Linked DNA regions of Homo sapiens: region 1 is linked to region 2. Evidence: read pairs that join two places in POLR2A ChIA-PET (ENCODE). Cell type or tissue: Panc1. All regions are shown on one strand. Each heading gives the region's core, and the rest is flanking DNA. Links, peaks and the distances in the headings are about the cores only.

Region 1 (4,367 bases), core at 1-4,000, 110 kb before region 2:
AGGTCTGTGGCCTGATGGCATGGCTCCTCAGTGAAAGCAATGATAGGGAGCTCATGTGAACTTGTCTATTTCCACTAAACCCTTTTCATGTACTTCATGTGCTTTCATGTATAGACCAACAGCAAAGCCTTTACTGCCAAGACTTCCTGTGTGCGGCGCCGCTACCGTGAGTTCGTGTGGCTGAGAAAGCAGCTACAGAGAAATGCTGGTTTGGTGTGAGTTTGCTCTTGCTTCCTTCTTGGGTCTGTGACTGGCTTTTTGGGTGCTTATGTAGGAACTGGAGTTGACAATGAAGAGAACTTGCAACATACCAGGCACTAAGGAAATTGGGAAATATGTTGTTTCTTTTTTTGTTTTTTGGGTTTTTTTTTTTTTTTGATGTAGGGTCTTGCTTTGTTACAGAGGCTGGAGTGCAGTGGTGCAATCATGGCTCACTGCAGCCTCAACCTCCTGGGTTCTAGCAATCCTCCCACCTCAGCTTCCCAAGTGGCTGGGACTACAGGTGCATGCCACCACACTTGCCTAATTTGGAAAATATTTTTGTAGAGATGGAGGTCTCCCTATGTTACTAGGGTGGTCTTGAACTCCTGGGCTCAAGCAGTCCTCCTGCCTTGGCCTTCCAAATTGTTGGGATTACAGGTGTGAGCCACCAGGCCCGGCTGGGAAATAATGTTTTTTTTTTTTTTGAGATGGAGTCTTGCTCTGTTGCCCAGGCTGGAGTGCAGTGGCATGATCTCATCTCACTGCAACCTCCACCTCCCAGGTTGAAGCAATTCTCTCTGCCTCAGCCTCCCAAGTAGCTGGGATTACAGGTGCCCACCACTATGCCTGCCTAATTTTTGTATTTTTAGTAGAGGTGGGGTTTGTCCATGTTGGCCAGGCTGGTCTCAAATTCCTGGACTCAAGTGATCCACCTGTCTCGGCCTCCCAAAGTGCTGGGATTACAGGCGTGAGCCACCACTCCTGGCTGGGAAATATGTTCTTTTTTTTTTTTTTTTGAGACTGAGTTTTGCTCTTGTTGCCTGGGTGCGATCTCGGCTCACCGCAACCTCCACCTCCCGGGTTCAAGAGGTTCTCCTGCCTCAGCCTCCTGAGTAGCTGGGATTACAGGCATGCGCCACCACTCCTGGCTAATTTTGTATTTTTAGTAGAGATGGGGTTTCTCCATGTTGGTCAGGCTGGTCTCGAACTCCTAACCTCAGGTGATCTGCCTGCCTTAGCCTCCCAAAGTTGCTAGGATTATAGGCGTGAGGCACCATGCCCAGGCCTTCTTTTTTTTTTTTTTTTTTGAGATGGAGTCTCGCTCTGTCGCCCAGGCTGGAGTGCAGTGGTACAATCTCGGCTTACTGCAACCTCCGCCTCCCGGGTTCAAGCAGTTCTCTGCCTCAGCCTCCCGAGTAGCTGGAATTACAGGGGGTTACCACCATGCCCAGCTAATGTTTTGTATTTTTAGTGGAGGTGGGGTTTTACCATCTTGGCCAGGCTGGGTTTTTTTTGCTTTTTTTTTTTTTTTTTGAGACAGAGTTTCACTTTGTTGCCCAGGCTGGAGTGCAGTGACACCCTCCACCTCCCAGGCTCAAGCAATTTTTGTGCCTCAGCCTTCCGAGTAGCTGGGATTACAGGCGCCTGCCACCACGCCTGGCTGACTATTTTGTATTTTAGTAGAGATGAGGTTTTACCACGTTGCCCAGGCTGGTGTCGAACTCCTGAGCTCAGGCAATCCACCCATCTCCACCTCCCAAAGTGCTAGGATTACAGGTGTGAGCCACTGCGCCCAGCCTGGGCAGGCTGGTCTTAAACTGACCTCATGATCCACCTGCCTTGGCCTTCCAAAGTGCTGGGATTACAGACGTGAGCCACCATGCTCCGCCTTTTTTCTTTTTTTTTTTTTTTGAGACGGAGTCTCACTCTGTTGCCCAGGCTGGAGTACAATGGTGTGATCTCGGCTCACTGCTACCTCAGCCTCCTGGGTTCAAGCGATTCTCCTGCCTCAGCTTCCCGAGTAGCTGGGATTACAGGTCCCTACCCCCACGCCCAGCTAATTTTTGTGTTTTTAGTAGTGACAGGGTTTTACCATGCTAGCCAGGCTGGTCTCGAACTCCCAACCTCAGGCAATCCGCCTGCCTCGGCCTCCCAAAGTGCTGGGATTACAGGCGTGAGCCACCGCACCCGGCCAGATATATGTTCTTAAATCATATTTTCAAGTCAGTGAAAAAAGTAGAATCTAATTTCGAGTATTTTTACCTAACAAAGCCATACTAACATCAAAAATATTTTTCTTTCTTTATATGCATATATGTCTAGAGCTCAACAAATATACAGCTAACATTTTAAACAGTTTAAATCTGCTTATCAGAAAATTTTAAGCACCTGGACTTATTTGACAGCTAGTGTTTCCATCCACTTCACATGTAAAAATAATGATTTTTTTTTCTCTTTTAATACAGAGGTCCTTTTCCAGAGACATATGAGAGCCTAGGGAAGGCAGTTATTATTTACTCCTCACACCCACCTGCCAAATAAGTCCTGAAAGTGGAGAGAATTACAACAGTGATTTTGCTGTAGGATGGTCACTGAATACTCAGTGGTGATAGGTGGCCTGTTGAGTGACCAAGTCAGTTAGTTAACATGTGGAACTGATGAGGCTGTTGTCCTGGGGCAGGCCCTAATAAACCAGGTGAAACTCCGTTCCCCTGACAAATCCTATATCCTCCAGCCTGGCCTGTTTTTTTTTTGTTTTGTTTTTCTTTTTCTTTCTTTTTTTTTTTTTTTGAGACAGAGCTTAGCTAAGTGAGCCTCTGCCGGTCGCGGTGGCTCACGCCCAGCACTTTGGGAGGCTGAGGCAGGTGGATCATGAGGTCAGGAGTTCAAGACCAGCCTGGCCAAGATGGTGAAACCCCATCTCTACTAAAAATACAAAAAACTAGCCGGGTGTGGTGGCAGGTGCCTGTAATCCCAGCTACTCAGGAGGCTGAGGCAGAGAATTGCTTGAACCTGGGAGGCAGAGGTTGCAGTGAGCTGAGATTGTGCCACTGCACTCCAGCCTGGTGACAGAGCGAGACTGTCTCAAAAACAACAACAACAACTACAAAAAAATGTGAGCCTCAGCAGCCTCAAACGCCTGGGGTCAAGGGATTCTCCCACTTCAGCCTCCCAAGTAGCTGGGACTACAGGTATGTGCCACCATGCTCAGCTAATTTTTGTATTTTTTGTAGAGAAAGGTCTCACTTTGTTGCCCAGGCTGGTCTCTCAAACTCCTTGGCCTCAAGTGATCCTCCTACCTCAGTCTCCCAAGTTGTTGGGATTACAGTTGTGAGCCACTGCGTCCCACTCCAGTTTCTTCCTTTTTAAAAATAATAGTTGATGGTGGGTGTGGATTTCTTTTTTCCTTTTTTTTTTTTTTTCTGAGGCGGAGTCTCGCTCTGTCACCCAGGCTAGAGTGTAGTGGTGCAATCTCGGCTCACTGCAACTCCCAGGTTCAAGGGATTCTTCTGCCTCAGCCTCCTGAGCAGTTGGGATTACAGGTGTACACCACCACGGCTGGCTAATTTTTGTATTTTTAGTAGAGTCGGGGTTTCACCATTTTGGTCAGGCTGGTCTCCAACTCCTGACCTCATGATCTACGTGCCTTGTCCTCCCAAAGTGCTGCTATTACAGGTGTGAGCCACTGCGCCCGGCCTTTTTTTTTTTTTTGAGATGGAGTCTTGCTCCTGTCTCATCCTGCAGGCTGGAGTGTTTGCAGTGGCACGATCTCGGCTCACTGCAACCTCCACCTCACAGGTTCAAGTGATTCTCCTTCCTCAGCCTCCTGAGTAGCTGGGATTACAGGGGTGCACCACCATGCCCTACTAATTTTCTTTTCTTTTCTCTTTTTTGTTTTTTTTTGAGATGGAGTTTCGCTCTTGTTGCCCAGGCTGGAGTGCAATGGCTTGATCTCAGCTCACCACAACCTCCGCCTCCCAGGTTTAAGTGATTCCCCTGCCTCAGCCTCCCGAGTAGCTGGGGATTACAGGCATGTGCCACCACGCCTGGCTAATTATGTATTTTTATTTTTATTTATTTATTTATTTAATTTTTTTTTTTTTGAGACAGAGTTTCACTCTTGTTGCCCAGGCTGGAGTGCAAGGGTACAATCTCAGCTCACTGCAAGCTCCGCCTCCCAGGTTCACGCCATTCTCCTGCCTCAGCCTCCCGAGTAGTTGGGACTACAGGCGCCCGCCACCACGCCCGGCTAGTTTTTTCTATTTTTTAGTTGAGATGGGGTTTCACCGTGTTAGCCAGGATGGTCTCGATTTTCTGACCTCGTGATCCCCACCCACCTCGGCCTCCCAAAGTGCTGGGATTACAGGCGTGAGCCACCGCGCCTG
Region 2 (4,389 bases), core at 207-4,206:
AAGATACGTTTTTTTTTTCCTTCTTAATCATAAATCAGAAAAGTGACAGTATATGTTGACATGCATGCATTTTTCTATAGGCACTATTGTAGGTAAGTTTCATCTATATCTCTATTATGGATCAGAAATTCCCAAAGTGGAAATAAAATCCACTCTCTGTATTAAAGATATCTAAGTCTACTTTAACTACATTATGTTCTTGGAGGGGATATCTTAATGGACTAAGTATGAGGTTTGAAATATCTAGACTTCCTGGAACCACAGGTTCAATTCCCAGCTGAATCAGCTCAGTCCTCCAGTCTTCACTGGCAGATAAAGTAAGATGCTAACAAGCTTACTGTGCATAGATCTATCAGATGAGTTGCAGTAACTCATAATCTTGCCTATTTTTTTTGAAGTGGACATTTAACTTGATTTTGGTGGTTTTGATCTTGAAAAATTCCATACAGTCTGCATGGTAAACTTGATGCTTAATTTATTCAAAAGGGATGTGCTATTTAGGGTGAGCTCGCACCCTCCACCAAGTTTGAGACATTCTTAAACATCTGTGGGGTTTGAAATGGGCAGGTTGTTGCGATTCCAATTACCTCTTCCTAACTCCATACCTTCCAGTTTGCCTGGACTTGAGCTTCCTGTCTTGCCTCACCCTTTAGTGTATCTTCCTCTTGGCTTGACCTTAGCTTGGCTCTCTAGTTTTGGTTATTGAGCTTGCTTTGAATTCTGGCACAGGTGAATTCTTCAAGCCCTACTTAACTTGGATTCTGGACTTTTCACTACTCTGACTTCCAGGACTGGCATGATATCTCAAGTTTTACTTCAGTTTCTGTGAATGGAGAGGGAACATGGTATAAAAAAAGAGCTCTAGGGCTTGGGAAAAATTAAGAGTTTCCAGAAAGACTATTTCCTAAACTGCCCCTGTTTATTCTTGTTCTGTGCGCTAGTCCTAGCACTGACACAAAGTAGTTCTGCAATGATGAGCAAGTCATTTGATTTATCTGCAGTTTGGTCTGCAGAATGGGTAGGCTAGACTACATGAGTTCATGGCTCCTTCTCTGTCCTAAGATTCTTGGATCTTTCTTGGTTTCTGTCTGGGCACCCCATCACTCAAGCTCCAGCTCAGTACAGAAAGGGACTGAAAAATGTTTTAAAACCTAAATTTTATGCATCATCATAGCCACTAATTAATGCCAATTGAGCACTAACACCTTGTGTTAAGAATTTTAGAATTCTTTACCTCTAGTGGAAAATAAAAGAATTTTAGAATTTTATAGAATGCAGAGAGGATTGGCATTTTGGAATTTTTTATCAAGGGGAGATTCCATAACATAGTCTCAAAGAGAAGCTCATTTTTATTTTTATTGTGGGGTCTGAAAGAAATGAAGTTGACTGGCTAGTAGAGAGTGGTGGTGAAGAACATGGACTCTGCAGCCAGAGAGCCTGCTCTGAATCCAGGTTCCAACCCTTACCAGCTGTGAGACTTCAGCGAACTGATCAATTTCTCTGTGTTTCAGTTTTATCTTATAAGGTTGTTACGAGGATAAAATGAATTACTGCTAAATAGTGCTTAGAACTGTGTCTGGAACACAATATGCACTATGTAAATGTTGGTTAAATAAATAAAAATATTGGAGCTACAAAGTCTCTCATTCATTTCAAGGTGTATTTCTGTGTATATCCTGATCACTAATAAGTAGCAGAGATATTATGACATATATTTAATATCTACAATTAAGTTGCAGGCTTATGCATAGAGAAACACTGATGTAATTCAGTATTGTTAAGATTGCAGGAAACATAATTATATAAGATGTGGGGGTGGGGTAGGGTGTGTGTGAGAGAGAGAGAGAGAAAGACAAAGAGAGATAGAGAGATAGAGAGATTGAATGAGCATGAGAAATCTTTCTAATACACCAATAAAAAGTCTGTCTCTAAAATACTTAATTTTTTCACACCGTGTATTTGTGTCTCACTAAAAAACGCAATATAGAACATCTGTATTGTTAATAAACCTCCCATAGAGAGCACTGACACTTGAATAGCCTGAAATGTTTTCTGACATCTGACCAGAGCTAATCATAGATGCTTCTATAGGTTGGTTTCTGCTTTTGGAGCATTATTCAAATATTGCTGCAGTATTGTGTTAAATTCTCAAATCATACCCAATAGATAGCAAAGGTGGGCCTTGAATAATTTAAGCCTTGTATTAGGTTTTGTGTTAGAACTGAGGAAATAGCCTGGTGAGCATTTATTAGACTCCACTTATGTATCAGTTGCTGTTCTAAGTGCTTTACATGTATCAACTCATTCAGGTTTCAAAACAACCTTATGATGTAGGCGTTTTCCCATTTTATGAATGAAGAAACTGAGGGATACAGAGTTTAAGTAATTTGCTCAAACTATACAGCTAGTGACTGCCAGAGCTCAGTTAAGCCTTTTTGTTTAGTGCCTGGGGTTTTGGGCCAGGTCCTAGGCATTTTGGAAAACTGAAGAGAGAACTAGGCACCACAGAGCTGGGCTAAAGGAGCTGACACTGTGGTGGGATTCCTAATAGAACCCTGTGGTTTGCTGGCACAGGGCCCTCTACAGGCAGGTGGGGTAAGAGCTGGGGCAGATAAGGAAAGACACCACAGTTTAACATCTGATGCTCAGCTCAGAGAGGAGACCTCTCTGCCTCTTCTCAGCACTGCCTTCAGGTCTGGAGTGAGTCTCTGTACTCTTGGTCGTGCATCCCTGAGGGTGAGGTCTGGATCCTACTCTCTTTACACCCAACACTTAGCACCATGTCTGACACATTGTAGGCACCCAAAAGACCTGCGGTTAAGTATGAATCTCTTTTTTCAACTTAGGGTTCTGAAGCTTTAATATGAAAATTTTATTTATTTTTGTTTTTATTACGTAGACTTGGAAATAAAGCAAGAGAATGATGATCATCAACTACCTAGAAGCATCAGTTAAGTTAGCAGTACTAAACCTTTTTTTGTCATCATAAAACATTTGCGGGCCTGGCGTGGTGGCTCACACCTGTAATCCCAGCATTTTGGGAGGACGAGGTGGGCAGATCGCCTGAGGTCAGGAGTTTGTGACTAGCCTGGCCAAGATGGTTAAACCTCATCTCTACTAAAAATACAAAAATTAGCTGGGCGTTGTGGTGGGTGACTGTAATCTCAGCTACTCGGGAGGCTGAGGCAGGAGAATTGCTTAAACCCAGGAGGCAGAGGTTGCAGTGAGCTGAGATCATGCCACTGCACTCCAGCCTGGGTGACAGAGTGAGACTCTGTCTCAAAAATAAATAAATAAATAAAATATACATAAAAAATAAATAAAATATTTGCAGTTTTTTTAAACTCACAGGTTCAACTCATAACTTTTTTCTCCTTAATCTTGAGTTTATATATTTTGGCTGGTGCTAAACACCAATGTCACCCTCTCCAATTATAACAGCAAGAAGACATTTTAACCTAAACAGTGTTCTTCAGATTAATGAAATCTAATAGCAACTCTTTCACCTCTGGGCTATTCCAAACCAAGTGGTAATGACCAAAGACCATTCCTCATCTTGTGCTTGGATAGGAAACCCTGAGAAATGAGTCTTGGGCTTGGTCCAGTTTTTAGTGGAAAGTGCACACATCACAAAACTTAGTTTCAAAATTCGCCTCCATGCTGACAGTCTCTGTTAGAAGGGCAGAGCATCCAGGCTCAGACCTTGAACTGAAAAATCCTTCTCACTTTTCAACAATGCCCCTTTGGTTAGAATGCAGGTCAGGCATACTTGTCCAGCCATGGCCATTACTGGGCTGTCTGCTCTAGGGCTAAAAAAAGATGTTGATTTCCTGTAATATCTGCCCTGCAATTTTTACAGGAACAATGTTCATTAAATTAAAAATAATAAACCAGGCAATGTTCTTGTGTAACCTGTTTCTTAGAACTTGCTGTCCACATGACAGCCTTCCAGGATGTCTTTTCTTGTCCATACTAGGTTAAAGCATCAACAAAGCTTTGTTTTGTGTTAAACTCAAAGGTGTCTTTCTGCAGATTCTTCCAGAACTGCTTGATGGGGGAGAGGGAAGATCATGCCTGGCAAAAAGTGATTTACACTAACATATACACAAAGAAGATAATCATCTTGTTTTATGTGCCGGTTGCAGTGGCTCACACTTGTAATCCTAGCACTTTAGGAGGCTGAGGTGGGCAGATCGCTTGAGGCCAGGAGTGTGAGACCAGCCTGGGCAACATGGCAAAACCCTGTCTTTACAAAAAATACAAAAAATTAGCCAGGTGTGGTGGTGTGTGCCTGTAGTCTCATCTACTTGGGAGGCTGAGGTGGGAGGATCCCCTGAGCCTGGGGAGATAGAGGCTACGGTGAGCCACGATCATGCCACTGCACTGCAG

The links. ChIA-PET counts read pairs that join two places held together with the same protein. Peaks named below come from ENCODE experiments on the same cell type or tissue, not always from the same donor. Only the 100,000 strongest peaks of a DNase experiment are listed, where the experiment ranks them.
Region 1: POLR2A ChIA-PET joins it to region 2 with 8 read pairs; 3 of 35 experiments call an interaction of 5 or more read pairs at or near these places.

What each region holds. Positions count from the first base shown.
Region 1 is chr17:48,113,187-48,117,553 of GRCh38, forward strand. SNX11 (sorting nexin 11) reads left to right here. Exons shown (of 7, transcript NM_013323.3): 4 at 115-215. Among named protein-coding and RNA genes, the nearest start is that of SNX11, 7.6 kb to the left of the region's middle. In Panc1, for the core only: no CTCF peak of the experiment used is centred there; no DNase peak of the experiment used is centred there.
Region 2 is chr17:48,226,340-48,230,728 of GRCh38, forward strand. All of the region lies in intron 4 of SKAP1 (src kinase associated phosphoprotein 1), which reads right to left. Among named protein-coding and RNA genes, the nearest start is that of SKAP1-AS2, 66 kb to the right of the region's middle. In Panc1, for the core only: a CTCF peak has its summit at 2,562 (motif pointing left); no DNase peak of the experiment used is centred there; H3K27ac peaks cover 333 bases; H3K27me3 peaks cover 625 bases.